Linked DNA regions of Homo sapiens: region 2 is linked to region 1. A link is an interaction called in ENCODE POLR2A ChIA-PET data of the cell type or tissue named here. Cell type or tissue: MCF 10A. All regions are shown on one strand. Links, peaks and the distances in the headings refer to the core of each region. The heading gives the core; the rest is flanking DNA.

The links. ChIA-PET counts read pairs that join two places held together with the same protein. Peaks named below come from ENCODE experiments on the same cell type or tissue, not always from the same donor. Only the 100,000 strongest peaks of a DNase experiment are listed, where the experiment ranks them.
Region 2: POLR2A ChIA-PET joins it to region 1 with 5 read pairs; 3 of 35 experiments call an interaction of 5 or more read pairs at or near these places.

What each region holds. Positions count from the first base shown.
Region 1 is chr18:62,720,801-62,737,470 of GRCh38, forward strand. All of the region lies in intron 1 of PHLPP1 (PH domain and leucine rich repeat protein phosphatase 1), which reads left to right. It also overlaps the pseudogene RNU6-142P. Among named protein-coding and RNA genes, the nearest start is that of PHLPP1, 14 kb to the left of the region's middle. In MCF 10A, for the core only: no CTCF peak of the experiment used is centred there; no DNase peak of the experiment used is centred there.
Region 2 is chr18:62,871,959-62,888,628 of GRCh38, forward strand. The region is part of intron 4 of PHLPP1 (PH domain and leucine rich repeat protein phosphatase 1); the gene reads left to right. Among named protein-coding and RNA genes, the nearest start is that of PHLPP1, 160 kb to the left of the region's middle. RefSeq lists enhancers at 174-675, 5,664-6,164, 7,064-7,565, 7,566-8,065, 16,074-16,243. In MCF 10A, for the core only: no CTCF peak of the experiment used is centred there; a DNase peak (open chromatin) is centred at 9,923.

The sequences.
Region 1 (16,670 bases), core at 9,250-11,749:
ATAACATCTACAATACATTGGTTTTTATTATCTTCAAACATCTTGAAGGGTTTTTACATAAATTATTTCATTCGCCCTTTCAAAAACAGTGTTAAGGAGGAGTCAGTGGCAATCCTCTTTTCAGATGGAGAAACTGATGCACAGAGAGATCTGACTCGTCGTATTTCCGTCCTCGGGAGGGCGGAGAATAGAGAGCTTGGGTATTTTATTTTGCAATTCGTATCACTTTCCATGAATCGATGCTAAATTAAATTTACACTTGAATTTTTCCCTTGGTTAAAAGCATTCCAAAAATATGCTGTTTTTGTTGGTAATGAGGTGGTATTATCCTCTAGTTCAAAGTGGTATTTCTTGTGAAATGTGGATGGTTCTGTTTATCATGGTGCCTTTAAAAATGTAAAGAACCAAGACGGACAAATAAGGAGACAGTATGGAAAGAGTACTGAAGTGTTCTAAATATCCTGGTTGCAAATAGTCATGCTTGGATTTAAGTTGATATGAATTAAAGTTTACGTAATAGTTCTTTATTCTCTTATTCAAGCATACCTATTTGTTAAACTGTAAATCTTCATTGGGAAGTAGAGAATTAACACTTTGCCTGAAAAGTGGGTAACTTTTGAGGGGTGTGGGTGTGTGTGTGTGTGTGTGTGTGTGTGTATGTGTGACAGTTCAGTTGCTTTAAAACATGGCTTTTAAAGTAACTGAAAATATTTCTCATTAAATATCTTATTTGCTTAAACTTATTATTAAAAAATCGAGTTGTCTTTTAATGATGCTTTCTTGATGTTATTGTGCTCTTGTATAATTTTTATAATTCATGTTATATAGTGCTAGAGATAGTAAGTTCTTCTCCTTGAATTTCATAGTTATTCCTAAATTCGTGTGTCTTTTGTACTCATTGAAGTAATTGTAGGGGCAGGAGATGAGTGTAAATGAATTTGTGTAAAGTTTTAGGTTGAAAGTTTTATCTTTTGGTTGCTATAAGATTATCAAATCACCCACCTTAAATGATTGATATATACAAAGATAAGTTATTTTTTAAGTGTAAAATGTTTTTGTTGTTTCTCATTCTCTTCTTAGAATCCTGAAATTAGCTTTTCATTTACTGGTAACATAACATTCACTGACATTGTATGTGATCTAAGCCTAGTATAGTCCTTGGCATTTTAGTTTAACATTTGTTGAATTTAATTTGTGGAATTTTGTTAAGCAGCTGGTGGTGTGTGCCCTGATTTTTCAGCTTCCATCCTGTTTGGGTCCCCAGGGATGTGTTAAACACACATACACACAGCGGCATTTCTCCCATGGCAGGAGATTTTAGATGTGCTACATACTATTAATATCTTCTATTTCACGTGAGTGAACTCTGGATTTTGAGAGAATAGCTCTCTCTGAAAGTTTTCTTAGAGTTAACAGGTTTCTCCCAACTTTTCAAAGGCATCTCGTACTTAATTTTGCAGTGAATTTAATGAGACATCTGTCAAATGAGGCATCTTAGATTTAATGATTTTGTTATGTGCCAGGGTTTAACATAATTCAGTCTATCTGGACTGGAGAAGGGTTTGATTGTACTGTGAAAGTCCAGAGATCCTGAAGCCGCTCAATAGAAAAACGATTCCTTTAAAGACGCCTGACATTTTGAAAAAGAGAAAGAGATGTTATCAAAATGTCTAAAACAGCCTGGGAAAATGAAGTCTTTTTTTTTCTTTAAAGTTCCACCTTCTAAACCCATTCCATCCCTTTAATCACATGCATCTGGTGGAACACTGGTAATGAGGGGTTTTGAATCTGGCCTGACGTCACTGTGATTCTACGGCAAACCCTTTTTTATACTTACCTTTGGCTTTCTAAAGATAATATAATTAAACAAAATCCACCATATGAATTCATTAGATATATTAGATATTTATAACCTAAGGCTGTATGACTGACTGGATTTGTATGAAACTTCAACTCCAGAAACTTATGATAAATTGAAACTCAAGTACTTAGGAAGAATAGACTTTAATGATACTTTGATTAAAAGATGTTAGTATATTTAGGTAACTGTGAAATAGCAACTCTTTGAAGATGTGTGATATTATGCTTTTTATCAAGCATAATAACAGTTACTGGATTAATGAAGTGTTGTTATTCTTTGACTTTAGAGTTGGAATGGTTTTGTTGTGTTACCATGACTTGGCCTCATATACTTTTTGGTATGTTAGGTGAAACAAGGCATAACCATTTTGTAATGCCACATGCATACTGAAGTAATTTTTTTCCCTGTTGTATTTTTTACATTTGAGATTTTTATACATCGTAAAGTGTGTTTAACAATAAAGTGTCTTGTGGAGGTGTAAGCCTAGTGGCCTCTGAGTTTGTGACCTAGAAGTTAATAATGAAAACTCCATAAAATACTTTGTTTGGAGGTTGCACATATTGTATGATTTTGGAGATATCAATACTTTAGAAAAACACAAGCAAAAAACATCCAGAATTTTGGCATATTTTTTTCTAACTGGAGCTTGGCTAAAAGTAAATTAGCCTTGCTTCTAGTTTGTGAAAGCATTCAGTTGAAGACTGATGAAATTTGAAATATTTGGTTTTGGACCATTTCAATAATGAGTGAAATCTAATTAGAAAGTGAAGTTAGAGAGAATTTGAATTGGTTGTAATTTTTTTAAAGGGTTTTTCTCACATTCTGTTTAAGCAGGAAGAGATTTGTATTTGTTGCTCTCTATTTCTTCTGAATCAGACATCTGAGGAAGAGCAGGTGGAGAATGAATCTTTTCATATACCTGCCTCAGTTAATAATGTGTTAGAGTGTTTGGGCTTTCTTTTCAAATACCAGGCATGTTTTTAAATACAGCAAGAGCTTGGCTGGTGTGTTGGGGGTGGGGGTTGGGTCAAAGTCACTCTCCTCTTCAAAAACAGAACTTTGGGAAACAATTTTTTCCTTTTATCTCACACTGTGAGAGAAAATGTACTGCTTTTTAGAGAAAGTAGTCTGAGAGTTGGGAAACTTGGCATGACTTTGGGCATTCATTTTAACCTACCCTGGGCTTTGATTTCCTCATTTGTAAGACGATGGGGTTGGAGTAGAGCGAGTCCAAGATCTCTTCCAACTCGTAACATTCTGAGGCTTCATTAGAGAGCCTGTTTTTTTTGAAGGGCTTTGAAAGTTGTAGTTGTTTTAAGTTCTGTAAGACATGGCTATGGGCTTAAAACTGTCAAATCCCCTGCCTTTTCTTATGGACTTGGACCTAATGTACACAAGTCAGCTGGAGGTTGCCAACCAAACAAAGCAGACCTCCTCTTTGGTGTAGATTAGGACAAGAATCGATGTTTGATTACCCCGTTCCCTGTCATTCCTACTCCTGAAGTAAAATTCAGCATGCCAGAGATGAGTATAAAGTACATCCTCTTTTAAGTTAAAGTGAAATTCTTAAATTAACTTAGCAAGATGCCTTCATAGTCTAGTTCATCAAGTTTACTCTAATAACTGTATTAGAGGGATACAAATGTGTAAAATTTGCTGGCTAGTTAGCTTTATTTATGGTGAGCTGTGTGCTTGCCTACCGGTGCTTAGAGTCAGTAGGAGAAAAAACATTTTAAGAAAATGGATTTTTTGCACTGTTACTTTGGACAGGTAATAGAATTTAGGATGTTGTAGAGATAATTTAGTCCAACATCTGTATTTTTATAGATGAGAAAAGTAAACCTGTGAGGTAAAGAATCTGGTCCAGAATCATTGGTTAAGTCAGTTACAGAGTTAGGACCACCACCTAGGATTTTGATGATCTGTCCAGTGTTCTTTTTTTCCCACACTGTGAATGTGTAATACTTACTGTCTTTGGTGGTTCTTTATATTAATACTATTAAAAATGAAAGTTAAAGAAATTGTGTGCTTTACACAGTTAGTCGTTTCTCTATTCAAGGTTTTTTCCTAGTTCTTTTCATTCTAATCAGTGCTTTTGAGGGGTTGCATATCACTTTGACAGATTGTAAGAAAGGAACTTCTGATGGAACAGGTGGGTATTTTAATTGCAGAGAGAGAAATTAGATTTCATCAGTGATGTTACCTTTGTGGGATGCATGATAGAACTATTGACAGTTGGCAGAGAAGAGGTACAGTGTTAGAAAATCAATGTTCTTAGTTCATTCAGTACTTTGAAGGTGAAATTGTTAAAAGAATAAAAGTGTTAGAAAAAAATCATTGAATTAAAAAAATAATTTGGGAGAAAAATTTAAGCATGAATTTTGAAAAAAATTTCCCTTTAAATATGTGTGTGTTGGCTGTGTGCGGTGGCTCACACCTGTAATCCCAGCACTTTGGGAGGCTGAGTCGGGCAGATCACCTGAGGTCAGGAGTTCGAGACCAGCCTGGCTAACATGGTGAAACCCTGTCTCTACTAAAAATACAAAAAATTAGCTGGGCCTAGTGGCGCACGCCTGTAATTCCAGCTACTCCAGAGGCTGGGGCAGGAGAATCGCTTGAACCCGGGAGGCAGAGGTTGCAGTGAGCCAACATTGCACCACTGCATTCCCGTCTGGGTGGCAGAGCAAAACTCAGTCTCAAAAAAAAAAAAAAATAATAAATAAAAAAATAAATATGTATGTATTAAAAAGATTCAACATTATCTTCTTTGAATTATTTTTAAAAAGATGTGTCAAAATTAATTGCAACTTAGCTTATTTTTCAGGTACATGTACGCAGTTCTACCTTTCTGTGACATAATTGAAACAACTTGTTCAGTATCTTTGGGCTTTTGTTGTGTGCTGATTTGGAAGTCTTTATCAGAAATATGCCATTGCTTTGAATACTTTCTCTCTCTCTTTCTGTCTCTTAAAAAAAGAGAGAGAGAGAGAGAAAGAAATATCCTGCTCTCATTAGCAAAAAGATAGTTTGTGAACTGTGGAAACAAATATTTCCAGCTAATTTTAGGGTATGACAGATTTCCTTTTATGCTAGATTTCATTTTAATTTAATTATTTATCTTAAGCAAAAGCTTTAGCTTCCTTTCTATGAGAGTTAGCCTACTAAGTCAATTAATTCCCCAAAGATTACTGTTCAATTTTAAATGAGTAAAGGAACTTTTAAAAAAATGCGTAAGTACACAAGGGTAAAAATATATTGCATCTGTCATATTGAGTATCCCAGATGCGGAAGCAGAGGAAAAATTTCTCTTGATGGTCTCTTAGAGAGGTGGTATGGCTGGGGTGCAGCTGACATTCAGTTTTAAGTAACAAGGAACTCTCGTGTATAAACACTGCTATAGTTGGCAAACTTATTCTTCCTTATGCACACACACACTATATATATGTATGTGTATATACACACACACACACACACACGCATGTTCTCCATTGAGTGTGGAGGTAGGATATGATGAGAGGTAGTAGTTGTATTTATGGATGGGAGGGGGTGAGTAGGGTAACTGATCCTGGGGAAAAAAATCTCAATTTAAAAAAATTTGCAGTTAATTTTGTTGAACATTAATTGGTAACTCATTGTGACTTGTTCATATCCCTTGCCTGCTTTTTTTTTTTGGGGGGGTTGGATGTTTGCTTTTTTCTTACTAATTTCTTTGGGAGTTACATAGAGAAGCTAGTTTTGTTTACTAAGTCACTTATATTTTCTTTATCTGTTCACTTTTATATCAGTCTTTTCCTCTAGGTTTTCAGGGTCTGTGTCATGCTTAGGAATATCTCTTCTACTCCAGGATTTTAAAAATTTTCTAGTACTTGTAGTATTTTATCATTTTCTTTTCTTTTCTTTCCTTTTCTGTTCTGTTCTGTTCTTTTTTTTTTTTTTTTTTTTTATGGAGTCTTGCTCTGTCACCCAGGCTGGAGTGCAGTGGTGTGATCTCGGCTCACTACAACCTCTGCCTCCCGGGTTCATGCGATTCTCCTGCCTCAGCCTCCTGAGTAGCTGGGATTACAGGCGCCTGCCACCACGCTCAGCTAACTTTTGTATTTTTAGTAGAGATGGGGTTTTGCCATGTTGGCCATGCTGGTCTTGAACTCCTGAGCTCAGGTGATCCATCTGCCTTGGCCTCCCAAAGTTCTGGGATTACAGGCGTGACCCACCATGCCCGGCCAGTATTTTATAGTTTTCTATGCATAAAAATTTGATGTATCATCATTTAAGATAGGAAGGAGAGGCCGGGTGCGGTGGCTCACACCTGTAATCCCAGCACTTTGGGAGGCCGAGGTAGGTGGATCACCTGAGGCCAGGAATTCAAGACCAACCTGACCAACATGGTGAAACCCCATCTCTACTAAAAATACAAAAATTAGCTGGGCATGGTGGCAGGCACCTGTAATCCCAGCTACTCGGGAGGCTGAGTCAGAAGAATCACTTGAACCTGGGAGGTGAAGGTTGCAGTGAGCCGAGATCAAGCCATTGCACTCCAGCCTGGGTGACAGAGTGATACTCTGTCTCAAAAAAAAAAAAAAAAAGGGAAGGAGGAAAAATAACAAATTGTTCGCACATTTTAATTGAATAACTGTGTTCTTTCTTCACTGATTTAAAATGCCCCTTTTGGCAGGTATGTGGCACATGCCTGTATTTCCCACACTTTGGGAGGCCAAGGCAGGAGAATCATTTGTGCTGAGGAGTTCGAGACCAGCCTTGGCAACATAGTGAGACCCATTCTCTACAAAATAATAATAATAAAAAAAATTAGATGGGCATGGTAGCATGCTTGTAGTCCTAGCTACTTGGGAAGCTGAGGTGGGAAGATATTCTTGAGTCCAGGAGTTCGAGGCTGCTGTGAGCCATGGTCATGCCACTGCACTCCAGCTTGGGTGACAGAGCGAGACCCTGTCTCAAAAAAAAAAAAAAAAAAGCACTTTTCTCCAGAGTTTATGCCATTTTTGCTTGTCTGTTTTAACTGGCAGGCTGGGGATTAAAATCTACAATATGGAGTAATGTAAGTTTAGGGTAGGTATTAGGGTTTGTTGAGGGACAGTAGGGAGAAAGGGAAGGCTCTTTAGCCTTACCACTGCATTTCTTTTTGATGCCCCAATTTCCCACGCCATCGTCACTTTTAGGATGGCAGCTTATGTGCTTCTGGATATGGACTTATCAGGATACTCCTTTCCTGTGGATTCTGTATCATCTCTAAGTGGCTTGGATGGGAAGGGGAGGGGGGCTGGAATATAAAATATTGCTTCTATGTGTATTTTTCACCCTTTACGTATTAGAGATAATTTTTTAGGCCAGGTGCGGTGGCTCACGCGTGTAATCCTAGCACTTTGGGAGGCTGAGGCAGGCGGGCGGGCAGATCACCTGATGTCAGGAGCTTGAGACCAGCCTGGCCAACATGGTGAAACCTCGTCTCTACTAAAAATACAAAAATTAGCTGGACGTGGTGGTGCATCCCTGTAATCCCAGCTACTCGGGAGGCTGAGGCAGAAGAATCACTTGAGTCCAGGAGGCAGAAATTGTAGTGAGCCGAGATGGTGCCACTGCACTCCAGCCTGGGCAATGGAGTGAGACTGACTCAAAAAAAAAAAAAATATTTTTTTTAAAGAAGTGACATAAAGCATTGATTTCTGTTTTCTGAATTTGAGCTCTTTGACTAATTTATTTTGCATTAGGCAGCAGTCTCAGCTGTTTATACTGTTCAGATTCACTGAACTTTTTTCACCTTCTGGAGAAATTCTGGGGGCTACCCCTTAAAGGTCATTGTGAAGCACATATGGCTTATCTTTATCTTTTTTTTTTTTTTTTTGAGACAGTGTCTCACTCTGCCACCCAGGCAGGAGTGCAGTGGCGCGATCTTGGTTCACTGCAACCTCTGCCTCCCAGGTTCAAGTGATTCTCCTGTCTTGCCTCAGCCTCCCATGTAGCTGGGATTACAGGTACACACCACTACACCTGGGTACTTTTTGTATTTTCAGTAGAGACGGTGTTTCACCATGTTAGCCAGGCTGGTCTCAAACTCCTGACTTCGTGATCTGCCCGCCTCGGCCTCCCAAAGTGCTGGGATTACAGGCATGAGCCACTGCGCCTGGCCTGGTTTATCTTTTAATTTTAAAAAAGGAAGGCTAACATGCCTATTGAAATTAGTAGACTCTGCCAGTGGTGCCTTGAGTTTTTTTTTTGGCTAGCCTGAGAAGGGGGTTCCATGTGTTGTCTTGAACTGATGACAGTTCTTGATTACAGGAATAATAATTTGAAATAGCTCTAACTTGAGATAGAACTCTGTGATCCTGCGACCAGTGTTCTAATCGTACCCATGGTACGTTAGTGCTGTTGAGTCAGTTAATTCCCAGAAAAAATGAAGTGTTTTTTTTAGTGGGAATGGGGGAGGGAAAAGGAACACATTCCAAATATAGAAAAGTCAAATTAGAACATCTGCCATCTTTGGCAAACGGGCTTTCATGGTCTATTGACCAATTCTTAGTTATTATATAAATGACTGCAAGACACAAATGGTACTGCTGTTGGGTTTGGTGGCTTTATAAGATTCTGTGTGTTGGACAACTAGGTTTCTCTTCTGTAGGCTTTTAGTTGTGTTGCAGAAGTTCCAAATCACCTTTGCTGTAGTTGACTATAGGCTTTTTAATACATGAACACTTAAGGAGAAAATCTCCGGACCCATTGCTGTAAAATACTAAATGAAGCTGGGCGTGGTGGCTCATGCCTGTAATCCCAGCACTTTGGGAGGCTGAAGCGGGCAGATCACTTGAGGTCAGGAGTTCGAGACCCTGTCCCTACTAAAAATACAAAAAATTAGCCAAGCATGGTGGTGTGCGGCTGTAATCCCAGCTACTCGGGAGGCCGAGGCAGGAGAATCGCTTGAACCAGGGAGGTGGAGGTTGCCGTGAGCTGAGATCATGCCACTGCGCTCCAGCCTGGGTGACAGAGCAAGACTTCGTCTAAAAAAAAAAACCTAAATGAAATGAAACTGTGGTCACCACATTTAGGTATTTGTATGTAACAGTGCTTTCTTCCACAATGACAAACCAGATGTTATTTTTAAAAAATTTGAATAAGCAAGTGCAAAAGAATTGAACTGCTTCAGCACAATTGTATCCTGCTACCTAATGTTCAAGAAATTATATAGTATTTTGGTATTTAGTAAACATTTCTATCACCCTGTATGCTAATTACTGTTTAGTGCTTTATAAATATTAAGTGCTTTATAACTATTAATTTAATTCTCACAACAACCGTATGAGGTAGGTTATCACCCCAGTATTACAGATAGAGAAATGGAGTTACAGAGCAGTTTGGTAACTTGTCTAGATTTGGACAGTGAGCAAGAGAGAGGCAGAATTCAAGTTCAGGCATCACATGTCAGAGTTAACTTGTAAGTGTCCCCCTTGATTTGCTGAATATGGAAAACGTATCCCTAATGAGCTTCTGTGGTCAGTTTGGGCACATCAGCATTTGTGAAGCATAGACTTTAAACTAGTTACCACCTGGACTTGAGTTCTGGCTGTGCCACTGACACGGCTTTTCTGCATTCTTTCTTACCTGCTGCACGAGGTTGTTGAGAGGATCAAGTAAGATAATGAATGAAAGTGTCTATGACGACAGTACTAGTTCTTACACACCATCCCTCCACATTTTGGGATGTCTGTTGCTGCTCTTCCTTGGGGTGGAAAGAGCACTGGAGCCCTTCTCTGGTCTTTGTGCTTCTTTACATGATGTGAGACCTATAGTAAACCCCTTAACCTCCTTCAGCCTCATTTATTAGAGAGAGAGAGAAAAAAAAAGGTGATTTTAAAAAAATCTGTTTTCGGCCAGGTGCAGTGGCTCATGCCTGTAATCCCAGCACTTTGGGAGGCCGAGGCAGGTGGATCACCTGAGGTCAGGAGTTCGAGACCAGTCTGGCTAACATGGTGAAACCCTGTCACTACTAAAAATACAAAAAAATCAGCTACTCGGGAGGCTGAGGCAGGAGAATCCTATGAAAACGGGAGGCAGAGGTTGCAGTGAGCCGAGATCGTGCCATTGCACTCTAGCCTGGGCAATGAGCAAAACTTTGTCTCAAAAAAAAAAAAAAAAAACTGTTTTGAAGAACTTTGTGAGATTCAGATTTGATGATACGTGTGGAAGTGCTTTGTAAACTGTGAATGTTATACAAATGTCATGTGGTTTTATTATTTTTAGCAATGGGAAATTGCCACAGATGTTAATTAGAGTTAATTAGGGCTCATTAAGGAAGATGGGATCTACTGTTGTTGGGCACTGATGCTCAGTTACATGGAAGACTGTACAGGCATACCTTGTTTTATTGTGCTTGCTTTTGTTGTGCTTTGCAGATATTGCATTTCTTACAAATTGAAGGTTTGTGGCAACCCTGTGTTGAGTAAGTCTGTTGGCAACGTTTTTTCCAACAGCATGTGCTCACTTTGTGTCTCTGTGTCATATTTTGGTGAGTCTTGCAATATTTCAAAACTTTTCATTGTTTATAATTTTTTAAAAAAAATAGGGAACGTTTCATGAATTTGCATGTCATCCTTGCACAGGGACCATGCTAATTTTCTCTGTATCATTCCACTATTAGTATATATGCTGCCGAAGTGAGCACCCTTTTCATTGTTATATCTGTTAAGGTGATCTGTGATCGGTGATTTTTGATGTTACTATTGTAATTGTTTTGGGGCATCACAGACCACGCCCATGTAAGATGGCAAGCTTGATAAAGTTGTGTGTGTTTTGACTCCTTGACCGACTGGCTATTCCCCCATCTTTTTCCCTCTCCTGGGGCCTCCCTATTCCCTGAGACACAACAGTATTGAAATTGGGCCAGTTAGTAACCCTATAAAGGCCTAAGTGTTCAATTGAAAGGAAGAGTCACAAGTCTCTCACATTAAATCAAAAGCTGAATATGATTAAACTTTGTAAAGGAAGGCATGTTGAAATCTGACAAAGGCCAAAAGCTAGTTCTCCTGTGCCACAAACAGTTAACCAAGTTGCAAATGCAAAAGAGGTTATTGAAGGAAATTAAAAGTGCTACTCCAGTGAACACATGAATTGTAAGAAGGCAAAACAACCTTATTGCTGATATGGAGAACGTTTTAGTGGTCTACATAGAAGATCAAACCAGGTACAACATTCACTTAATCCAAACCCTAATCCAGAGCAAGGTCCTAACTCTCTTTAATTTTTTGAAGGCTGAGAAAGGTGAGGAAGTTTCAAAAGAGAAGTTTGAAGCTAGCAGAGGTTGGTTCATGAGATTGAAGGAAATAAGCTTGTGTCCATAATACAAAGGTGCAAGGTGAAGCTGCACAAGTTATGATGTGTAGAACCTGATGTAGAATCTGCAGCAAGTTATCTGGAAGATCTCGCTAAGATCATTGATGAAGGCAGCTACACCAAGTGACAGATTTTCAGTGTAGATGGATGAAGCAGCCTTCTATTGGCAGAAGAGGCCATCTAGGACTTTCATAGCTAGAGAGGAGAAGTCAGTACCTGGCTTCCTTCAAAGGATAGGCTGACTCTCTTGTTAGGAATTAATGCAGCTGGTGACTTTAAGTTGAAGCGGATGCTCATTTACCATTTTGGAAATCCTAGGGCCCCTGAGAATTCTGCTAAATCTGCTCTGTCTGTGCTCTATGAGTGGAATAACAAAGCTGGATTACAGCACACCTGTTTGTAGCATTATTTACTTAATATTTTAAGCCCATTTTTGAGACCTACTGCTCAGAAAAAGAAAAGATTCCTTTCAAAATATTACTGCCCACTGAAAATGTACCTGGTCATCCAAGAGCTCTGAGGGAGATGTACATAGAGGTTAATGTTGTTTTCATGCCTGCTAACACAACATCCATTCTGTACTCCATGGATCAAGGAGTAATTTTGAATTTCTGGTCTTATTATTTAAGAAATACATTTTGTAAGGCTATAGCTGCCATAGATAGTAATTCCCTTGATACATCTGGACAAAATAAATTGAGAACCTTTTGGCAAGGTTTCACCATTCCGGATGCCATTAAGAACATTTGTGATTCATGGGAGGAGAACCTCCATTAACATGGGTTTAGGAGAAGTTGATTTATGGATGATAATGAGGAGTTCAAGACTTCCATGGAGGAAGTAACTGCAGATGTGTTGGAAATAGCAAAAGAACTACAATTAGAAGTGGAGCCTGGAGATGAGACTGAATTGCTGCAATCTCATGATGAAACTTGAATGGATGAGGAATTTCCTCTTATGGACAAGCAAAGAAAGTGGTTTCTTGAGAAGGAATCTACTACTGGTGAAGAAGCTGTGAACATTGTTGAAATGACAACAAATAATTTAGAATATTACATAAACTTAGTTGATAAAGGAGCAGCAGGGTTTGAGAGAATTGACTCCAATTTTGAAAAAAGTTCTGTGAGTAAAGTGCTATCAAAGAGAAATCTTTTGTGAAAGGAATAGTTAGTTGAGCAGCAAACTTTATTGTCTTATTTCAAGAAATTGCCACAGCCACTCCAATCTGCAGCAGCAACCACCTGAATCAGTCAGCAGCCATCAACATTGAGGCTAGACCCTTCACCAGCAAAAAGATTATGACTTGCCAAAGGCTCAGATCATTGTTAGTACCTTTTAGTAGTATTTTTAAATTAAGGTGTGTGCATTGTGCTTTATATGTAATGCTGTTACAAACTTAATAGACTATACCGTGTAAACATAACTTTTTATATGCGCTAGGAAACCAAAAAATTCATGTGACTTTATTGTGATATTCGCCCTATAACAGTGGTCTGGAACTGAACCTGCAGTATTTCTGAGGTATGCCTATACACATTCATTCATTTAATCAGTAATTACTGTGATTATTTACTATATCGTGATCCTTTGAATTAAAGATGATTAATGTGAATTGTCTAGGATCCCTTGAATTACTTACCAATTTGAGGGCATGTTTGTGGAAACAAGCCAGCATTAACAATAAAAAGGTGAAAAGTGTTCTAATGGAGACATAGTATTCGCAGGTTACTGTAGTAGCAGGAATGGGGAGAGAGAGCCTCCAAACTCCACTGTGTTGCCCTCGAAGGACTAGGAGTAGACTGTTGCTTCAGTTCTGGGATCCTGAATTGTTTTAGGAGCAACTCTAAATTATTGGTTCCAGATACAGTCGACCGAGTTTAGGATTAATAGTTCCAGTTGAATCCTTAGCATTTACCAAATACTTCCAGGCATCTGGGCCTTTTTATCACTTGAATCGTTTTGGGCTCTATTTGTATTATAGTTTGTGAGGATCTAAATTCTGGGTTAAGCAAATATTCGTTTTGATTTTTTGAAACAAAAAAATGCAAATGTGCATGTGCTGGAGGTTGCACTAAAGCCTGACAGTAGCCTAGAGTACACTGAGGGACATTCTTGTATTTCTTTTTTTTAAGGCCTATGAGGTTTTATTTTTCTATGGATTTATGAGGTTGATGGGAAGTGCTGTTTATCTTCTGAAGGGAGGTACTTTTTTTTAGTTTGGTATCATACGTACACCACATTCATGTAAAAATTGGAAGATGATGATTTGGTCATGACCTGGGGTCATTTTTTAAAAACCTCTGTATCTCCTCTCTGGATCTTCATGGAAGAAGGAATTTTTAAAAAAACCTCTCGTCTATGCTAGGAAGAAACAAAATCTTTCAGCATTCATATAAGCATAAAACAACTTATTAGCTCTTTTATCCATGGCTGTAAAACCTGTACTACACACATGGCAAGTTGTCTTTACTAATGACCTATTATAAATTATTTTTATCTTGAGTAGATGGCAGTGGCTCTGTGAAATATTGTCTTGTAGTAATGTGGATGACAACACTGGAAAATGAGCTGCTTTTTGCTTTTTGTGTTTTATAATTATGAGAAACACCATGGTAACAAAAAAAATTATTTCAGCCTGTCTGACTAAAATAAGTCATGCTTCTAATCCAAATAAAATACTTCTAATTCAAACCAATCAACATTCAGGTTAATTACCTGCCAGTGGGTATTTTCCACCATCTATTATTAAATAACACCTATTTGCCCTCTGTGAAAATTTTTACAGAGACTTCAGTTAACTCATTAGAGCAATATCAACACTTGACAGGCTGATTTTTATGGGGGATGTTAACAGAAATGTTAGCACCAATGTAATCAGGAGGAGAATAGTTATTGGCCCTTGTGATTATGAAGCAGAAGCTCAATGATCCCTTGCTTTGTAACCAAGTCATGTGAGGGACTTGGTGTTTAATTCACAAAATGAATATGTGATGAGAAAAGTTCTACAAACATCTTGGAACTGCTTAAGAGGATGTCATTCTTTTTTTTTTTTTCTTTTTTTTGAGGCAGGATCTGGTACTGTTGCTTAGACGGGAGTGTAGTGGTGCGATTTCCACTCACTGCAGCCTCTGCCTCCTATGCTCAAGGCATCCTTCCACCTCAGCCTCCCTAGTGGCTGGGACTACAGGTGCATGCCACCTGTAATTTGGCATTTTAAATTTTTGTATTTTTGTAATCTGGCTAATTTTAATTTTTGTATTGTTTGTAGAGACGAGGTTTTGCCATGTTGCCCAGGCTGATCTCAAACTCCTTAGTTCAAGTAATCCGCCTGTCTTGGCCTCCCAAAGTGCTGGGATTATAGACATAAGCTACCCTGCCTGGCCGAGGATGTCATTCTTAAGATACCACACAGAAGTTCATTTCTGAGAGTAGGGATTGTCTTGTTTGTATAGTTGGAATGCTTATTTTATATCCTGAATTGGCTTGTAGCCATTAGAATTGGAAGGTGTCATTGCTTCCTACTTTTATAGATATGCATACTTCCCCTTCCCAGCCCCCCATCAAAACAACAACAACAACAACAACAACAACAACAACAACAACAAAACCAGTTGACCACCCTCTTGGTTTTAAGAAACTGACAGATTACCCCAGGTAGCATCAACCTCCAGATAATCCTGATGATGGGTAAAAGAAAGTAGTACAGTTCATTTATCTTTAGGGTACTATCACAGGCACAATTATACTTACCCCATGCACAGTATCTTCTTTATCTTTTAGAAACGTATGTAATATTGGAATAGACTAAACCAGGGTTGTCTGTAGACAGTTACTAAATCAGAACCTGACAAATGCCATAAGTGAAGTAATGTCTGTTAAATGGCACATGTATACATATGTAACTAACCTGCACATTGTGCACATGTACCCTAAAACTTAAAGTATAATAATAATAATACATAAAAAATTAAAAAAAAAAAGAGTATAGCTTTGCCAGGCTTCACTTGTATAAAATGGGTGAGAACCTCATGGATAGCCCAGAGATGGCCTGGAATCTTTGCACCGAAAGGGGGCAGAGAGCATCTAATAGTTTCTTACCTAGCATAGAAACCTCTGCTTGTCCATTCCTGATTGATGGTTAGCTGGCCTCTGCTTGTTGACTGCATTGTGTTGAGCCTTGGCCCCTTGAAATGTGGTCTGTGGACCAGCACCATCAGCCTCTCCTGGGAGCTTGTTAGAAATGCAGAATCTCAGGCCCCACCTCAGACTTACTGCATAATCGGCATTTTAACAAGATCCCCAGGAGTTTCATCTGCATGGTGGGAGTGGGAGAGAGTAGAAGTTGAAGGAGGTAAACCACTGTGTGGTTCAGGCGAGACACTGAGGGCCTGAGCTAGGGCAGTGGGAGGGAGTAAAGGAGATTGATGTGGATATTATCCTGGGACTCAGTAGCTAACTGGCTCTTTTGGCAACAGAAGCTCCAAGATGACAAGTTTACAGTTGGGTGATGGAAGAATTGTGGATCAGTTCATAAAAGTAGGAAGCAACAGATTGTGTAGCGGATATCACTGATTAATTCAGTGATCCTTGAGGACCAGGCACTACTTAGGAGTTGGCGACATAATGAATGAAAGTGTGTCCTCTGTTCTTGGTATTTACAATTTAACATTGAAGGACTGGTTTTGCTGAGGCATGAGTTTGAAATGGTAATACATGTTAAGCTGACTGCAGCCATCTGTTTAGTTGGTAAATGGGCCTGGCTCACCACCCAGCTTCCAAATTTCAGTGGAGGTTTGTCACTTTCTACTGGTTACCATATGTGTGGTAACTCTCAGGAAGTGATATAGACATTATTTATTTACTTGGTTTTCTTCTAGGAGCCATTTATTTTTTTCCGTATACAAAATAAATGCTAGCACTAGCTATGGCTATCAGACAGAAGTGAGGAGGTATAAAAAGAATATGTATTACATTTATGAAGCTCTTAGGATGTATGTCTTTTGAATGTTGAGTTTTTCCTATCTAATGGGAGGTGACGTTTACATAAATAATAATAATAAAACTTGAAATGCCTTATTGGAGGCATTTACACAGTGCCAGGGGAATCCAGAAAGGCTGACATACCAGCTCCCTGGAAGTAGAATCCTCTGGAAAGGATTCCTGGGAAAGATTCTCTGAGAAAATGAGAGACTAGCATTGCATGAAAAGGGCATGCCAGGTACTGCAGCATGAATGACAGGGCTCGATGTGGGTGGGGAATGGTGAGTAGTTTGGAGTGGTGAAATTTTAGGTGATGAGATGAAAAGTGGTAGGAGATGAGACTAAAAGAGAGGTTGAGGCCATGTGGTGAAAGGCCTCACATGCTAAGGACTTGACTCGATAAGCAAGTCAAGTGGAGAATGACATGATTAGATTTGTAGTCTTTGGCATTAACTGGGCAGCCAGCTGGAGGATAGATTGGCGAGGGACT
Region 2 (16,670 bases), core at 8,902-11,401, 150 kb after region 1:
GTGCCATTTATTTATCATTTATTAAGGATGTATAGGGAGGATCATTGAAGGACCTAGAGTTTGTAAATATAGAGGAGGCAAAACTTTACCCGTACCCTCTAAAAGCCTCCACCTGGTTCTGAGAACTAAATGGACATAAGGCATTAGCAGGAGAAAAGTATACAGATTTTTACATGTGCATAGGAACCCCCATGGGAAAATGAAGACCTAAAGAAGTGACAAAATCTAAGTGCTTATGTACTAGGTTGAACCCAGAAGAAATTGTGGAAAAGTAAGTCAAATATATGGGGAGACCAAAGGAAGATGAGTTATTTTAACAAATGATGTTTGTACAGAATTGTCTTAGCCTCCATTCCGTCTCTTGTGGTCAGAATGTTGCTTTCCTCCTGCTACATAGAGGGCATCTTTCACAAGGGAGTTTTGTTTCTTGATTTCAAGAAGGGGAGGTCAGAGGCCAGATGCAGTGGCTCAGGCTTATAATCCCAGCACTTTGGGAGGCCGAGGTGGGTGAATCATTTGAGGCCAGGAGTTTGAAACCAGCCTGGCCAACATGGTGAAACCTTGTCTCAACTAAAACTACAAAAATTAGCCAGTGTGGTGGTGGGTGCCTGTAATCCGAGCTACTCCAGAGGCTGAGGCAGGAGAATCGCTTGAACCCGGGAGGTGGAGGTTGCAGTGAGCAGAGATCGCGCCACTGGACTCTAGCCTGGGGGACAGAGCGAGACTCAGTCTCAAAAAAAAAATTAGGTGGGGCGTGGTGGCTCACGCCTGTAATCCCAGCACTTTGGGAGGCTGAGGTGAGTGGATTATTTGAGGTCAGGAGTTCAAGACCAGCCTGGCCAACATGGTAAAATCCCGCCACTACTAAAAATACAAAAATTAGCCAGGTGTAGTGGCGGGTACCTGTAGTCCCAGCTACTCGGGAGGCTGAAGCAGGAGAATCACTTGAATCTGGGAGGCGGAGGTTGCAGTGAGCCGAGACTGAGCCACTGCATTCCAGCCTGGGCGACAGAGCAAAACTCTGCCTCAAAAAAAAAAAAAAAAAAAAAGAAAAGGGGAGGTCAGAGCACTCCTTTTTACACCTGCTGTTTTTCAAGTGCGTTTGGCCCAGTATAATCCTTATGCCAAAGTGGTATATTTTGGGGTAGCGTATTCTGCAGTCCTTCATAAGGGATGATAGAGAGTTCTTTTATGGTGATATCCTGCCATGTTTAGAAAAAGAAATAGGAGAATGAAGTCAAAAGTAAAGTTTGATAGTAATAATTTGTATGTGTGTGTTTCCAGTAACTTTGTCCATGGTACTTGGAAAGTTTGTCACTTAAGTTCAACTAAAATGTCTTTATCTTAGACTATTTTAATTACTAGTTACTTATACCAACCAGTTTAAGAAAGAAGCCTGTGTTCTAGTAAGTACTTGCCAAATTGGTGACAATTAAAATACACTTAAATTGTTTAATTCTATGTGTGGAAATTAGACAAATTATAAAATAACTACTTCATAAATAGAAATTTATTATAATGTTTCAATTGTTTGTTTATGGTTGGTGGTTATCGCTTCCATTAATAAAGGAAGTGGATCCAGATGGATCTTTCTGGCTTTTGCTGTTTGTAAGTAAATTGGTATAGAGAAACAAAACTAGCACAGCTAGAAGGTCCTAGCTGGTTCTAGAAATGGAATTACTTTTATAGGGCTAGCACTATAATTTCAGTAGAAGTTGGTATTTTAAATGACTTGATAAATCATGTACAGTAACTCCTCATTTAATTTCATATGTAATGAAACCAGTTTTACCATAGGTTAATTGATATAAACAAGAGTTAAGTTCTTAGGGCATGTTTCTGGTTACAACACCACGAAACTACTAAATAAAGATCAAAACGCTTTTAATATTAAGCATTGAAATAAATATGAGCTATGCATATACTTAAGAAAGATAAATAAAGGGCCGGATGCGGTGGCTCACGCTTGTAATCCCAGCACTTTGGGGGGCCAAGGCAGGTGGATCACGAGATCAGCAGTTCAAGACCAGCCTGACCAACACAGTGAAACCCCGTCTCTACTAAAAATACAAAAATTAGCTGGGCCGTGGTGGTGCATGCCTGTAATCCCAGCTACTCGTGAGGCTGAGACAGGAGAATCGCTTCAACCCGAGAGGTGGAGTTTGTGGTGAGCCGAGATCACGCCATTGCACTCCAGCCTGAGCAATCAGAACGAAACTCTGTCTCAAAAAAAAAAAAAAAAGATTAATAAAAACAAGTAAGATATAGGCCGGTTGAGGTGACTCACGCCTGTAATCCCAGCACTTTGGGAGGCCAAGGCAGGTAGATTACCTGAGGTCAGGAGTTTGCGACCAGCCTGACCAACATGTTGAAACCCTATCTCTACTAAAAATACACAAACTTAGCCGGGCATGGTGGTGCGCACCTGTAATCCCAGGTATTTGGGAGGCTGAGGCATGAGAATCGCCTGACCCTGGGAGACAGAGGTTGCAGTGAGCTGAGATTGCGCCACTGCACTCCAGCCTGGGTGACAGAGCAAGACTCCATCTCAAAAAACAAACAAAAAAGGGCAATTATTTACCAAGTTTTTCCAGTTCAGGTTGCTGGTGGCTGGAGCTTCTCCCGGCAGCTAAGAGTGCCAGACAGGAACCAGCCCTGGGTAGGACAGCATCCCATCACAGGGCGCGCACGCACGCGCGCACACACACACACACACACACACACACACACACACTCTCGCTCTCTGTCTCTCTCTGTCTCTCTCACTTGCCATGTGGACACACTGGTGAACGTAATGTGCACAGCTTTAGGATGTGGGAGGAAGTGAGTACCCCAAGAAAACCACACAGACGGAGGAGAATGGGCAAACTTCACACAGACAGCGATCCTCACCAGGAATTGATTTTTTTCCTCATTAACATTATAGCTAAATGACATTGAATGAAATGACATTGTTCGAGGACCTGCTATGTATCTGTAGAATTATTATGATTATGATTATGATTATTATATTTGAGACGGAGTCTCGCTCTGCCACTCAGGCTGGAGTACAGTGGCGCGATCTTGGCTCACTGCAACTTCCGCCTCCCGGGTTCAAGCGATTCTCATGCCTCAGCCTCCCGAGTAGCTGGGACTATAGGTGCGTGCCACCACTCCTGGCTAATTTTTTGTATTTTTAGTAGAGATGGAGTTTCACTGTGTTAGCCAGGATGGTCTCAGTCTCCTGACCTCATTATCTGCCCACCTCGGCCTCCTGAAGTGCTGGGATTACAGGCATGAGGCACCACGTCCGGCCTATAGAATTCTTAATGTGATTTTTATCATATATGATATGGAAATAGGACAAAAAAAAGTATACCACCAGCGTTTTTGTTTTTCTTAACATTCTCCTTTGGATATTGAATTTTGCCATTGTGTGTTACTATTGTCCCCTGACAGTTTTATAAAATTCTGTGTAATAGTTAAGCCTGTTTTTGTAAAGATACTGTGACTCATGGGAATAGCAGTATGGCCTTAACTTTTATCACCTTTGTTTTCTATATTTATCTTGTGTGCTCTGCTTGGCTTTGCATTCTGAGAGGGCAGGAATCAAGTCCCCCTCAGAGGTCATTACTGTTGCTAGGTGAGCATTAAATAGATACTCCATAAATGAACGCACTCTTGAGTGAATGGTGGGGGAAGTGCCTTTATTCATTCAATTTTATGTATTCTTCGCAAAAGGTATTTGTAGCAACTTCTTTGCAAAAGGTATTTGTAGCAACTTTTTTTTTTTTAATTTTGTTTTTTGAGATCAGAGTCTCACTCTATCCTCCCCCCGAGGTTGGAGTGCAGTGACACGATTTCAGCTCACTGCAACCTGTGCCTCCTGCGTTCAAGTGATTCTCCTGCCTCAGCCTCCTGAGTAGCTGGGATTACAGGTGCCCGCCACCACATCCGGCTAATTTTTGTATTTTTAGTAAAGACGGGGTTTCACCATGTTGGCCAGGCTGGTCTCGAACTCCTGACCTGAGATGATCTGCCTGCCTCAGCCTCCCAAAGTGCTGGGATTACAGGTGTGAGCCACTGTGCCCGGCCTGTAGCAACTTTTAGAAGGAAGTGAGACTGGTAATTTATCATTGTATTTCTCTTTGGTTGAAAGTATGATAAAAGACAATATGCACAGTGAGATGATTCAGAAAACCTTACGTAGAAAAATGTAAGAGAGGATTTGAAGTTGGAAAAGGAGATACTAGTTTTAAAATGGACCGTATGAAACTGGACTTCTAAAAAAAAATCTATGGTTTATTTTACCATTCTCTAAACTCACTTCACATTCTCTTGCCACTCATCTTGCAAGAATGTGCCCCAACTTTTACCTTTGACCACCTGCCGAACCCAGGCTCAACCTAGCGACTCCTACCCCACCCTTCAAAGTGTATTTGTAATGGCATTTTTTCCTTGAAGCTTTTAGTTACTTCTCAATTCCATGTGACCTTTTGCTCTTCTGAATTGTTCACTTTTTAAATATTTTTTGTACTTATCAATCCTTTTATAGTAAGCATCTAAAAATTTCTAAAATTGCCATCTACTGTAAAGTCCTTAATAAATACTCACTGAACTGAATTGTTGGTTTTCCCACCACCAAGGATAATCAAAATAATGTGATCATAAAACTTTAGGAAGAGAACATTTAGAAATGCTTTGAGCAGCGGAACCATTTCTTGTATTTAGTATTCAAGGTGACTATTTTAAGGGGACATCAGTCACTTAGAATGATTATTGATCAACCACATTGCATTATGTGGCACCTACATATCAGTTTCAAGGAACTCAGGCTTGTGTGATTGTGTCTTAGAGGCTGTGGTATAAATTGAGTAAGTTTTCACCTGAAATAAGTAAAGATGACTTGGGTCAAGAGGGGAGTGAATTCAACACTTGGAGGAAAGACTTGATTTGAGCTCTGATTAGATGTGAAATTTGGTTTAGCTGAAAATGGAGAGATGGAGGGGCAGGTCCTCTCATGCGAGAAAGAGGGAAAGAGTGAATGGAGTTGGGCGTGCAAGGATGTGGGCATAATAGAATGAAAGTATGAAGAAATGAGCGATGAGAAACTCCTAATTATGCATGGCATTTATCAAGTACCTCTCTTCTTAGAAAGCTCAAATTTCTACATTTTTGGTTCCCTTGGAGTAGAAAACAAATGACCTTATTTCCTATTCTGCTCTTCTGCTCTTTTGGGGATGTTGGCATTCCAGATGTAAAGTGATTAATGTTAATTACTTATCATTACCAAAAGCCCACATTTCCAGGTTTTATTGAAAGATTTTAGTTTTTGTTTTTATACATAATTCATGAAGACTTCTTTTAATGGAAATAGTGATAATTCATTAGCATAGTGAAATAAAGAGTGGCATGCTAAAACATTTTTGCAGTTCATTTGATCGATTTAAACAGCAGCGCTTAGAACAATTTCAGCTTCTTTGAAGACACTGCTGTATAAAAAACGTTAGAGGCAAGCCAGCTGCAGACTGCTGAAGAAAGAGTAAAGCCTATGTAAAAGAAAAACAGCACAAATGCTGCTCAGGGTTAGAGATAACCTTGGGAAGGAATTTCCACTACCAGGGTTCCATGAGGCTTGCCAAATGTTAAAGGAATTTCATGGAATGTATGGAATGTCTTTTTGTCAGTTAACTGTTCCCAGAACTGGAAGTTCCTTTCTTATACAGCTTTGCTTTTCAGATGGAATTGTGATCCTCTTGGGAAGCTTTCCATTTCACAAGATTCCCATTTTCCTTCCCAGAGAATTTGAGCAAAGCAGAGCCGGCAGGTGGTGCTTGGGGCTCCGTGATTATATAGCCTTTGGTTCTCTTCTTGCCTAATGCTGCCGACCTAATTTATGGCAATGATGGCCCATTTTCTTATTCCCTCATATAGTACATTTTGAAGACGGAGCTCAGAAACAAAATATCAGCCAGGCTATATTAAATTAGTTTGCCCTGTTGACTTTTTGGGATAGTTTAAGATGTTCTTTAACATTTATTCCCACTTAAATAGAAGGGAGAGAGGCTGGTATCTTCAAAAGCCTTGGCTTGATTCCAATTCAGTTATTGTATTCTGTCCACTTCCATTCTTTGAGCTCTGTGGAGCTCTTTGCCGTATTCTCTGAGCTTTAACTTAACTGCAAGAGTTTAATGCCAACACTGTATTTGTAGATATTTGCTATTCTGAGTGGTAATCAACTTTACTCTGCACAGCTCCTAGTGCATAGTAATAAGTATAGAGTAAAAGGACCAAACTGATGCTTATTTTGTTGATGGTGAAGTGTCATCATAACTTGGGACTTGGGAACATAATTAACATCTTTGCTGATGACTTCTGAAATAATTCTTTGGTTGCCGGTATGAGAATGCTGATGGAGACCAATACTCCTCTCCTCCCTCTCTCTGCTACTTCATGTCAAATAAACACATCTAATTCTGGAGCTCATTCAGACAACACACGCATGTCAGTTTTGAAAACTAAGGACCCATGAAAATGTCTGTTTTTATTTAGTGGCTGTAATTTTGATGTCACTCACCATGCTCTAAACTAATGGAGCTTTGAATGGGAGGAGTCACATTCCTCTTGTCATTTCTCTGGAGTGGTGAGGATGATGACACCAGAACTGGCAGGATATTTGACAGTGACCTCTGTAAAAGCAGGGCACACCCATTCCTCCCTGGTGATGTCTTTTGGACGTATAATTAATAAGAAAACCTTGGGGAAAGGCTGACTTTCTAAATAGCTGTTTTTTTCCCCTAATTTTAAACTTTGTCAGAATGCATATTTATACTCCTCATATTGTGTGTGTGTGTGTGTGTGTCTGGAAGTGCAACAAAGGGGAGATATTATCTGATACATGTGATAAATATGTGCATGTTCAGATGTACTATTTCATTCAATTCAAAGTTTTTCATAGGCAAATACCAGTGTCTTCTTGACATGCTCTGTGATTAGACTTTAAGCATTCTTTACAACCACAGGGCTTCTTTCTCCTTAATAATTTGGTCTACTTAATGTTTCCCAATTACCTTGTAGTTTTTGCTTTCCAAATCAGTGTTTCACAAAATGATTCATGAAATGCCTACATCAGAATCACCTGTAGTGTTTATTGGTGCTATGGTTTGAATGTGTCCTCCAAAGTTGATGTGTTGGAAACATAATCCCCCATGCAACAGTATTAAGAGGTGGGACTTTAAAGAGGTGATTAGGCCATGAGGGCTCTACCTTCATGAATGTATTAATGCCCATTATCAAAGGGCCTGAGGCTGTGAGTTTGCTCTCTTGCTCTTACTGCTCTTCTGCCATGGGATGACACAGCAAGAAGGCCCTCAACAGATGCCAGCATCTTGAAATTGGACTTCCCAACCTTCAGAACTGTGAGAAATCAATTTTTTCTTTATAAATTACCCAATGGTATTCTGGATATGTGTGTGTGTGTGTGTGTGTGTGTGTGTCAGAGTCTTACTCTGTCACCCAGGCTGGAGTGCAGTGGTGTGATCTCGGCTCACTGCAACCTCCGCCTCCTGGGTTCAAGCGATTCTCCCACCTCCGCCTCCTGAGTAGCTTGGATTACAGGCGTGTGCCACCACGCTGGGCTAATTGTTTGTATTTTTAGTAGACAGGGTTCACCGTGTTAGTCAGGATGGTCTCGATCTCCTGACCTCGTGATCTGCCCACCTTGGCCTCCCAAAGTACTGGGATTACAGGCGTGAGCCACTGTGCCCAGCTGGTATTCTGTTATAGCAACACAAAATAGACTAAGATAACTAGAAACACAGATGCCTGTTTTTCATCCCAGACCTGAATCAGAACTTACAGTGATGGGGCCCAAGAATCTGCATTATAACATTGCATGCTGAAGTTTGAGAAATAGCCATACCATACGATTCTTTTTAAATGGTCTGTCTTCCAGTCCCCCTCTGTCTATTGAACTCCTACTCATGTTCCTTAGGTAAAAGTTTTCACTTTTGTAAACACTCATGGTACTTCCTCCCCCCACCCCCCAATGCCGCCAGTAAGTTTTCAGTTTTCACCTTCTGCTTTATTTTATAAGAGCTTTGTTCTCAAATTGTTTCAAGTTCCTGGAGGGTGAAAACCATGTCTAAATCACATTTGTATACTTCCAGCACCTTTGTGCATAGTAAGAACTCAAGAAATGTTTAGTGAATAATGGTTCAACCCTAGCATCAGACTTTTATTATACCTAGGAAACTTTTGGGTGTTAGGGTTTTTTTTTTTTCCCCATTTAGCTGTGAGATATGCTTAGCCTATTTGTTATATGGTGTTTAGGCTACTGTCTAAGGACATTTTTATGACCTAATTATTCTCACTGACTTTTGCTTATGCGCACTTTCTCATTTGTTTGGTAATCCAATATCCTTGATATAGATGCTATTTGGTTTTCCTTTTTATATATCTTTATGTGACTTGAGTGGGATTTTATCCAAGTATACTTGTGAATCTTCTCTCCTTTGGTTTGAGAAGAGGAGCAGAAATAGTGATCCATTTTCTGCCTTTTTAAGGAATTTTTTTGTTTTGTTTTGTTATTGTAATATTTTTATTTGTCCTAGTGTGGCGGTTAATATTAAACATCTCTTGAATATCATTGGCAATTAATGGGCTAACTATGGGCAGATATGTTGGTGAGAAAATGAAAAAAAAATGTAGTCATGGATAAATTGAGTAAAGAAACCATCTCAAAACAGATATGTTTAAGTGTAATGTGATAACATATTTCTTGGTTTTTGATTCTTATATTGCTAATTTATTAAAGAATCAAAATGACAAATTTATGCAGCTTATGACTCATTGTTTTCCTGAATTTAGTTAGTTCAGGCTTACTATAGATCTAGCGGCTGCTGTTTTCACGTAATTACCATCTTATGATCTAGAGTGGTTCTCTATGTAATTTACTTACTGGACTCATGGAGCCTTCCACTGCGTACCTCCCTCTCCACCATAGGCAGGAGCTGTGCCTTATTTGTTATTGTATCCATAGGATTAACCCAGCCTAAGGTTTGGCACATAGTAACCAGTAAGTACCTCTTGTTTGAATTACTTTAATTATTATTTTTTTGTTTGTTTGTTTGAATTATTTTAAAAGAGGAATTAAGATGAGTTTTCTCTTTAGGGCTGGTTGTAGTAGTCCCATGTACTGTGGACACTGATGCGTGGGAATTGCTTGAGCCAAGAAGGTCAAGGCTGCAGTGAGCTATGATCACACCACTGCACTCTAGCCTGGGTGACAGTGATACCTCATCACTTTAAAAAATAAATAATAAAGGGTTTTTTTTAATTAAAGAATTTTTCTCTTTAGGGAATACTTTAATTTGCCTTTACAGCAAAATGTCCATGGAAATTATTGTCAACACTGAGAATTCTTTATTTCTTTGATTATTACTTTTGAAAAATTATGAGTTTTAGCTTTGGTAAATTTATTCTGATTTTCAACATCTGTAGCAGTTCTTAAAAAAATTATAAAATTCTTTCATGACTGTAAATTTTAATTTTTACCTAAGTAAAATATGCATGTGCTTATTTTTGTTTTCTAGTTATATGAAAAGGTGATATGTTTATTTTACTTGTACCAGGAGGCATTTATGGTGACTAGGATTCAGATAGGATGATTTGTTTATTTTGGCTCAAGTGTTGACAAGCTGGTTGCATGCCACATTAGCATCCGTGCACTGCTAAGCCTCCCAGATGATGGCAGGTGCTCACTGGGAACAAGGCTGGTGGACTCCTTGGCCCTTGGAACAGAAGGGCATACGTAAGTTCATGTGGATTCATTTTAGAAGTCATATAGGGACGACAGGAAAAGCACTGTACCAAGAAACTGAGAAGATGTGAGAGTTCAGTTACAGGCCAATGGAGTTTGGGGGTGTGGACAACAGTGTGAAAGCCAAAAGGAGTTGAGTCATGCCTTCTGAAGGGTGGGTGTTCCCAGCAATTCTGAAGCAGGCACAATGAGCCAAATGTTTCTCATGCCATTGCCACCACAGATGAGTCCGAAAGGAACATGGGGCAAAAGGTGTTCCTTCCTTTCCTCATCCAGGAAAGACAGCCTCTCTCATGCATTTTAGAAATTATTTGGCTTCCTTATGTAACTATTATGGCACATGCAGGTTGCCCTATATCATAGTTGGATTGGGACAAGAATATTAACACATGACTGTAGGACAAACTTACCAAGCCAAAGAAGCACCACACGAAAGGAATTGGAATTTGAGGAGTTCATGGAAAAGGAAGTTGCTTACTGGGGGTCTGTGTCTCTCATTCATTCACTTAACTATTTTTTTTTTTTTTTTGAGATGGTGTCTTGCTCTGTCACCCAGGCTGGAGTGCAGTGGCGTGATCTCAGCTCACTGCAAGCTCTGCCTCCCAGGTTCACGCCATTCTCCTGCCTCAGCCTCCCGAGTAGCTGGGACTACAGGCGCCCGCCACCGCGCCTGGATAATTTTTTTTTGTATTTTTAGTAGAGACGGGGTTTCACCATGGTCTCAATCTCCTGACCTCGTGATCTGCCTGCCTCGGCCTCCCAAAGTGCTGGGATTACAGGCATGAGCCACCGCGCCCGGCCATTCACTTAACTATAGTTTCTAAAGAGCAAGTATATTCAATACACATTTTTAAAAGTACTTTGATACACTTCCCAAGATTATTTCTTCTAAAGATAAAAAAGAAAAGTTACTCTGTCAAACTTTAATGGTCTCAAAACCACAAGGTGTGCTCTTAAGAACAACAACATGTGCTTGGTTTTATAAATTCTTTTAGAAAAAAGTAAAGAGAAACATGAAGTAAGTGTAACTCATTTTACCCAAGCTTTTCTATTTTATTGGAAAAGCATTAAGCTTTCTCTTTTTGTTCTCCCTTCCCCTAGTATATAAAATTTATTTAAATTGAATGGATAAGGTTGATTTTATCTATTTATGTATTTATTTATTTTTGAGAGAGCAAGACCACATCTTAAAAAAAAAAAAAAAAGAAAAAAAGAAAGGATGACTTATTTAATAAATGTTGGTAACATAGCTAGGTACCAGAAAGAAAATAGTTGGCCCTCCATCTAACATTTCTTGTAAAACATGTCAGGTGGAATTAGGATCCAAATGTAAAAAATAAAATATATATACATGTTAGAAGGAAACATTAAGAGAACATCTGTACCACTTTGGGTGGAGTGAGAGGACCTTCTCAAGCAAAATTAAAAACAGGGATCCCATAAAGGAAGAGATTGCCAAATATGAGCAAATAAAAATTAAAAATTAGTGTGTGGCAAAAGTCACCATGAACAGAGTGGGAAACACCAGACAGCAGGCTGGGAGGGCGTGTTTGTAGCATTTGACAGTACACGGCAGGTGGTATTCAGGGAATGCCTGCAAACTAAGTGGCAGGTGAATAGTCCATTAGAAAAGTGGGCAAAGGATATGAATGTGTATCTCAAAGAAGATTTGCAATTACCATTTTCTTCTTTGCAAAAAGCAGCTCAACTTTACTGCAAAATAAAAATTGAAATGACCTATGTAATTTTTGCCCATTAGATTGGCAACAGTTGAAAAGATGCTAACATTAAATGCTAGCATGGGGAAAGGGACCCTCTCTTACATGACTGAATGGGAGTATGAATTTCTGTAACTTTTTTTTGTAGTTTTGTAGTACATATTTAAACTGTACATACTCTTGGGGCCATCAGTTATACTTTTAGAAGTATAGATTCACAGTCCCTTATTAAAACTCTTGAGGACAATTGTGTTTTCAGATTAAATGGAGATAACATGGTGCATATACTGTACATTATGTAACACCTCCAGCAGGGTTTAAGAGAGCACCCCATAAGTAGACACATTCATATTTCTAGAGAGATCAAATGAATATTCACATCAGTTCAGATCAGCTTTTGCCATCACATGAGTCAATTAAAAATCTTTGAATTTTCAGAGTCTCTTGGATTTCAGAATTAAGGATAAGGCCTATTAGGCACCAATAAGTACTGTAAAGTAAAATCATTAATACACAACCAGATACATCAGTGGATGTTTCTTGCAGAATTGTAACAGCAGAAAAACTGAGAGTACTCCTAATGTCAATCAGCGGAGGAATGGAATACATTATGGTTCATTTGTACTCTGTGTATTATGCAGCTGTCAAAAAGATTGAGTTAGGTTTTTATGTACTGACTCAATAAGATGATTTGTTTGTATTGGGTGAGTAAACAATTTGCAGAAAAAATATATGTGGTATAATCTGATTCAAAAAAATGTGGAGGGGGCTATCTCCTATTTATGCAGCTGTAAGGAGGAAAAGCTTTGGAAGGATATAAACCAAACTATTGACACTGCTTATCTCAGGAGGGTAGGATTTGAAATGAAGTGGGAGAGACTGTTAACTTTTTATGTGCTTCTATAGTTGGACTCACTTTGTTAAAATGAGCATTATTGTTTTGGTAATCAAATAAAATCTTTCTCTTAAAAGAAAATACAGTGAGTCTTACAGAGCACTGACAGCCTGGCAACTCCCCACTAAGGCAGAGCCACTCAAAGCCATTAGGGATCCTGCTTTTCATAATTGATGCAAAGTAGGGGGCAGGCCCAGAGCGACGCTTACAAGTCCAGCCGTTGAGCAGCTCCTTCATTACTTAATACTGAAGCCTAATAATTTCCAAAGTGGGCTAGCATGTGCCCCACAGAGGAAAAAACAAGTTAAACACGGGCTGTTACTGTGAAACGGAAATTTATTTACCTAGGGAGTCTTTTTAATTGACCCATTTGTGGTGAATAATACTGATTTCTCTCTATTAGAATCATTGACTAAAACAGTATGGTTTTCTCTTCCTGGGTGTTACTTGTGACACCCATTTTGAGCACATTTAGAATAGGTTTAAAAGTACAACTACTTCCATCATACTGTTATTTTAGTCAAGTTTTCAAGTGTATATGTCCCTAGTTCCTGGAAGAAAAATTACTCAAGACTTAGATATATCTAAAGCTAATTAATATTATGTCTCCAAATAGTCATCATGCTGTTTATTTGGTTTTATTTCCTAAATATGTACAAGCATATATAGCCATTCCCTGTAACTCACATGCAAAAATAGCTTTGTACCTACATTTTTGAGTATAGATTGAATAAGTGTTAAGAAAATGAAAAAGATTAAGCACATCTTATGACAAAACAAGCCCAGAAGGAGGAAGTATGTGAGGATTGGTAACATTTGTGTATATTTGTTTCTTTCTTTCAACTTTGACACTGTAAAACATTGGCTTTTTTGTTTTCTTTCCTGCCCTTGGATAAAAATGGCTCCACTTCATTTTCTAATGAGCATTGACTCCCAACTAGTTTTTTAGAGGCCAGACTCAAATAAGCTTGTTGAACCGTGGTTTACTTGTTTTAAAAACCTTTATATTGGCCGGGCGTGGTGGCTTATGCCTGTAATCCCAGCACTTTGGGAGGCTGAGGTGGGTGGATCACAAGGTCAGAAGTTCGAGACCAGCCTGGCCAATATGGTGAAACCCTGTCTCTACTAAAAATACAAAAATTAGCTGGGTGTGGGGGCATGCACCAGTAGTCCCAGCTACTCGGGAGGCTGAGGCAGAAGAATCGCTTGAACCTGGGAGGCGGAGGTTGCTGTGAGCTGAGATAGCACCACTGGACTCCAGCATGGGTGACAGAGTGAGACTCCGTCTCAAAAACAAAACAAAACAAAACAAAAAAACTTTATATTTACCTAATAAAGGTAGGGAAGTTGGATGCATGAATTTAGTGCATTTAAACTTTTCTGATTAAGAAACTAAACACTCTTTCCTTTTATAAATAATTTGCTTAAGTAGCTTGGAATATTACACCTCAAAATTTAGTAACTGGGGAAAAATTCCATTTAAAGCCAAGTGTAGACAGTGATACATTTACATGGTCTACTGTTGTCTAGATTACAGGGGAAACTAAGAAAATACAGGGATGGAACTGATTGCTCTATTCTCTCAATAGCAGTTTGAAGTTGTGTGCTGTTCTGTCTCTGCCATTTATTAGTCATGGCTGTGAAGCTGGAGAAAGGAAGGAAAAGGTAGGAACACTAGTAGATCACACCCCTAGATAGTTTAGCACATTTTGTGTATAAACGTACGGTGTCATTATTACCGTACTTTCATTTTATAATGTAAATATAGTAGGAGGTGCAAATTAAAGCAGTGTTAGTAATTTAATAGTGATAGTATCAGCTTGATTCTACCATCTCTTCCCTGTCCCCACTTTGACCTTCTGCCACTTGAGGGCCCCACCCTTGGCAAACAGTCATGCACATTGTTTGTTTGTTTGTTTAATTTATTTATTTTAGAGACAGGTTCTTGCTCTGTGGCCCAGGCTGGAGCACAGTGGCACGATCACAGCTCATTATTGCCTCAAGCTCCTGGGCTCAAGTGATCCAACCGAGTAGCTAGGACTACAGGTGCACACCACCACACCCAACTAATTTAAATTTTTTTTAGTAGAGATGGGATCTTGCTATGTTGCCCACTCTGGTCTTGAGCTCCTGGCCTCAAGTGGTCCTCCTGCCTCAGCTTCCCAAAGTGCTGGGGTTACAGGTGTGAGTCATGGCACCAGCCTTTGCACTTTGTTATAGGGCACTTAGGATACCTAGTTTGAAGGAGACTTCAGGTTTGTTTGCAAACATACTACAAGTACAGTTTTCTGTCTCTGTAGATTATCAAGTATATTTAGTTGATTGTGCTTTTCTGTGACACTTGGTATCAGTAACTAAAAGCGTGCCTTTGGAGTAAGTCAGACCTGAGTGATGCTCATTGCTGTTTGCTAAATATAATACTGTGACTGAAATAACTTCATTTTAATAATTAAGATTACTCTTGATTATGTGCTGCATAAATGTTAACTTCCTTTCTGTAGTGTGAACTCTGTATTGTAGGACAAATGAACATGAGTTATATTTCTTTCTTTAAAACATACTGCTTGTCCTGGAAAATGAAGTCAGTCTTTTCAGGTTGTTGAGTAGTTTGGGAGCACTGAGCTGTGCTTGAATTGGTTTGAAGGTAAATATAGTGTTCAGAATATTCACTGTCCTCCATTACTCATACTGCTACTCTTGGTAGGGGAAAATGAGAATGAAAAGATAGTGCTTTCCTGAGGCCATTCTTTGACCTGTGGCTTAGAATTATGAGTGATAGATATTTATTTATATTAAACTCTTTAATAAGGTTTAATAAAAGAGGAGGAGGAGAGATGAAAAGTAGTAATGACGTCGAAAGGCAGTAGATTCATAATTGCATGCAGTAGTCATACAGTTTCTCTGGGCCTGTTTTTTTTATCTATGAGCTTGGAAAATTAAAGAAAATGACTTCAAAGTCCCCTTCTAGTCTCATTTTTCAGTAGCACATGAGAAAAAAGAAAGATATATCCACTGCTTTAGTGCTTTAGTCTGTTTGGGCTGCTATATCAATTTACCTTAGAGTGGATAATTTATAAACAACAGAAATTTATTTCAGTTCTAGAGGCTGTGAAGTCCAGGATCAAGGCACCAGCAGGTTTGGTGTCTGGTGAGGACTCATTCTGTGCTTCAAGGATGCAGCTTTCCTCCTTTCGTCCTCACGTGGCTGAAGGGGCAAGGCAGCTCCCTTCAATTTATTTTACAGGGACACTAATCCCAATTGTAAGGACAAACCCTCATGACCTAATTACCTCCTAAAGACCGTACCTCTTATCACATTGGGGATTAAGTTTCAACATGGGAATTTTGTTTTTTGTTTTTATTTTTATTTTATTTTTTCTTTTTTTAGGTAGAGTCTCACTGTATTGCCTAGGCTGGCGTGCTGTGGTATAGTCACAGCTCACTGCAGCCTAAACCTTCTGGGTTCAAGCTGTCCTCCCACCTCAGCCTCCCAAGTAGCTGGGACCACAGGCACATACCACCCTGCCTGGCTAATTTTATTTTACTTTTTGTAGAGATGGGATCTCCCTGTGTTGCCCAGGCTAGTCTTGGACTCCTGGGCTCAAACAGTCCTCCCTCCTTTGTTTGCCTCCCCAAATGCTGGGATTACAGGCATGATGTTTTTTAAAAGCCACAGGTTTCTTGTCATTTTAAAGCATCAAGTAGAATTGTCCCTGGCTATGATTATAAACCGACCACTGTAGTTAGTACAATCATCATTAAAATATTTTTTAGTAATCTTAAAATCTGTGATGCTGTGATTCTCTTCCACTTATCTATGTTGAACAGCTATGAAGAAATATCTGTAGCCTCATTGAATGCAACGGTAGCACTGAAATATTAGTTTAAAATAGAATTATTTAAAATATTTCACAAAATGTGTGTGTGTGTGTGTGTGTGTGTGTGTGTGTGTGTGTGTGTGTGTATGTTTTTTTTTTCTTTTTAAAACCAGTCAATTTTATCTTGGAATCTGGGTCTGTGTGCATTTCATCATTTATCTGGCTTACCTGGCCAAGCGTGGTCACTCACACCTGTAATCCCAGTACTTTGGGAGGCTGAGGCAGGTAGACTGCTTGAGCTCAGGCCCTTGAGGCCAGCCTGGGCAACATGGAGAAATCCTGTCTTTACCAAAAATACAAAACTTAGCTGGACGTGGTGATGCACACCTGTGGTCCCAGCTACTTGCGAGGCTGAGGTGGGATTGCTGGAGCCTGGGAAG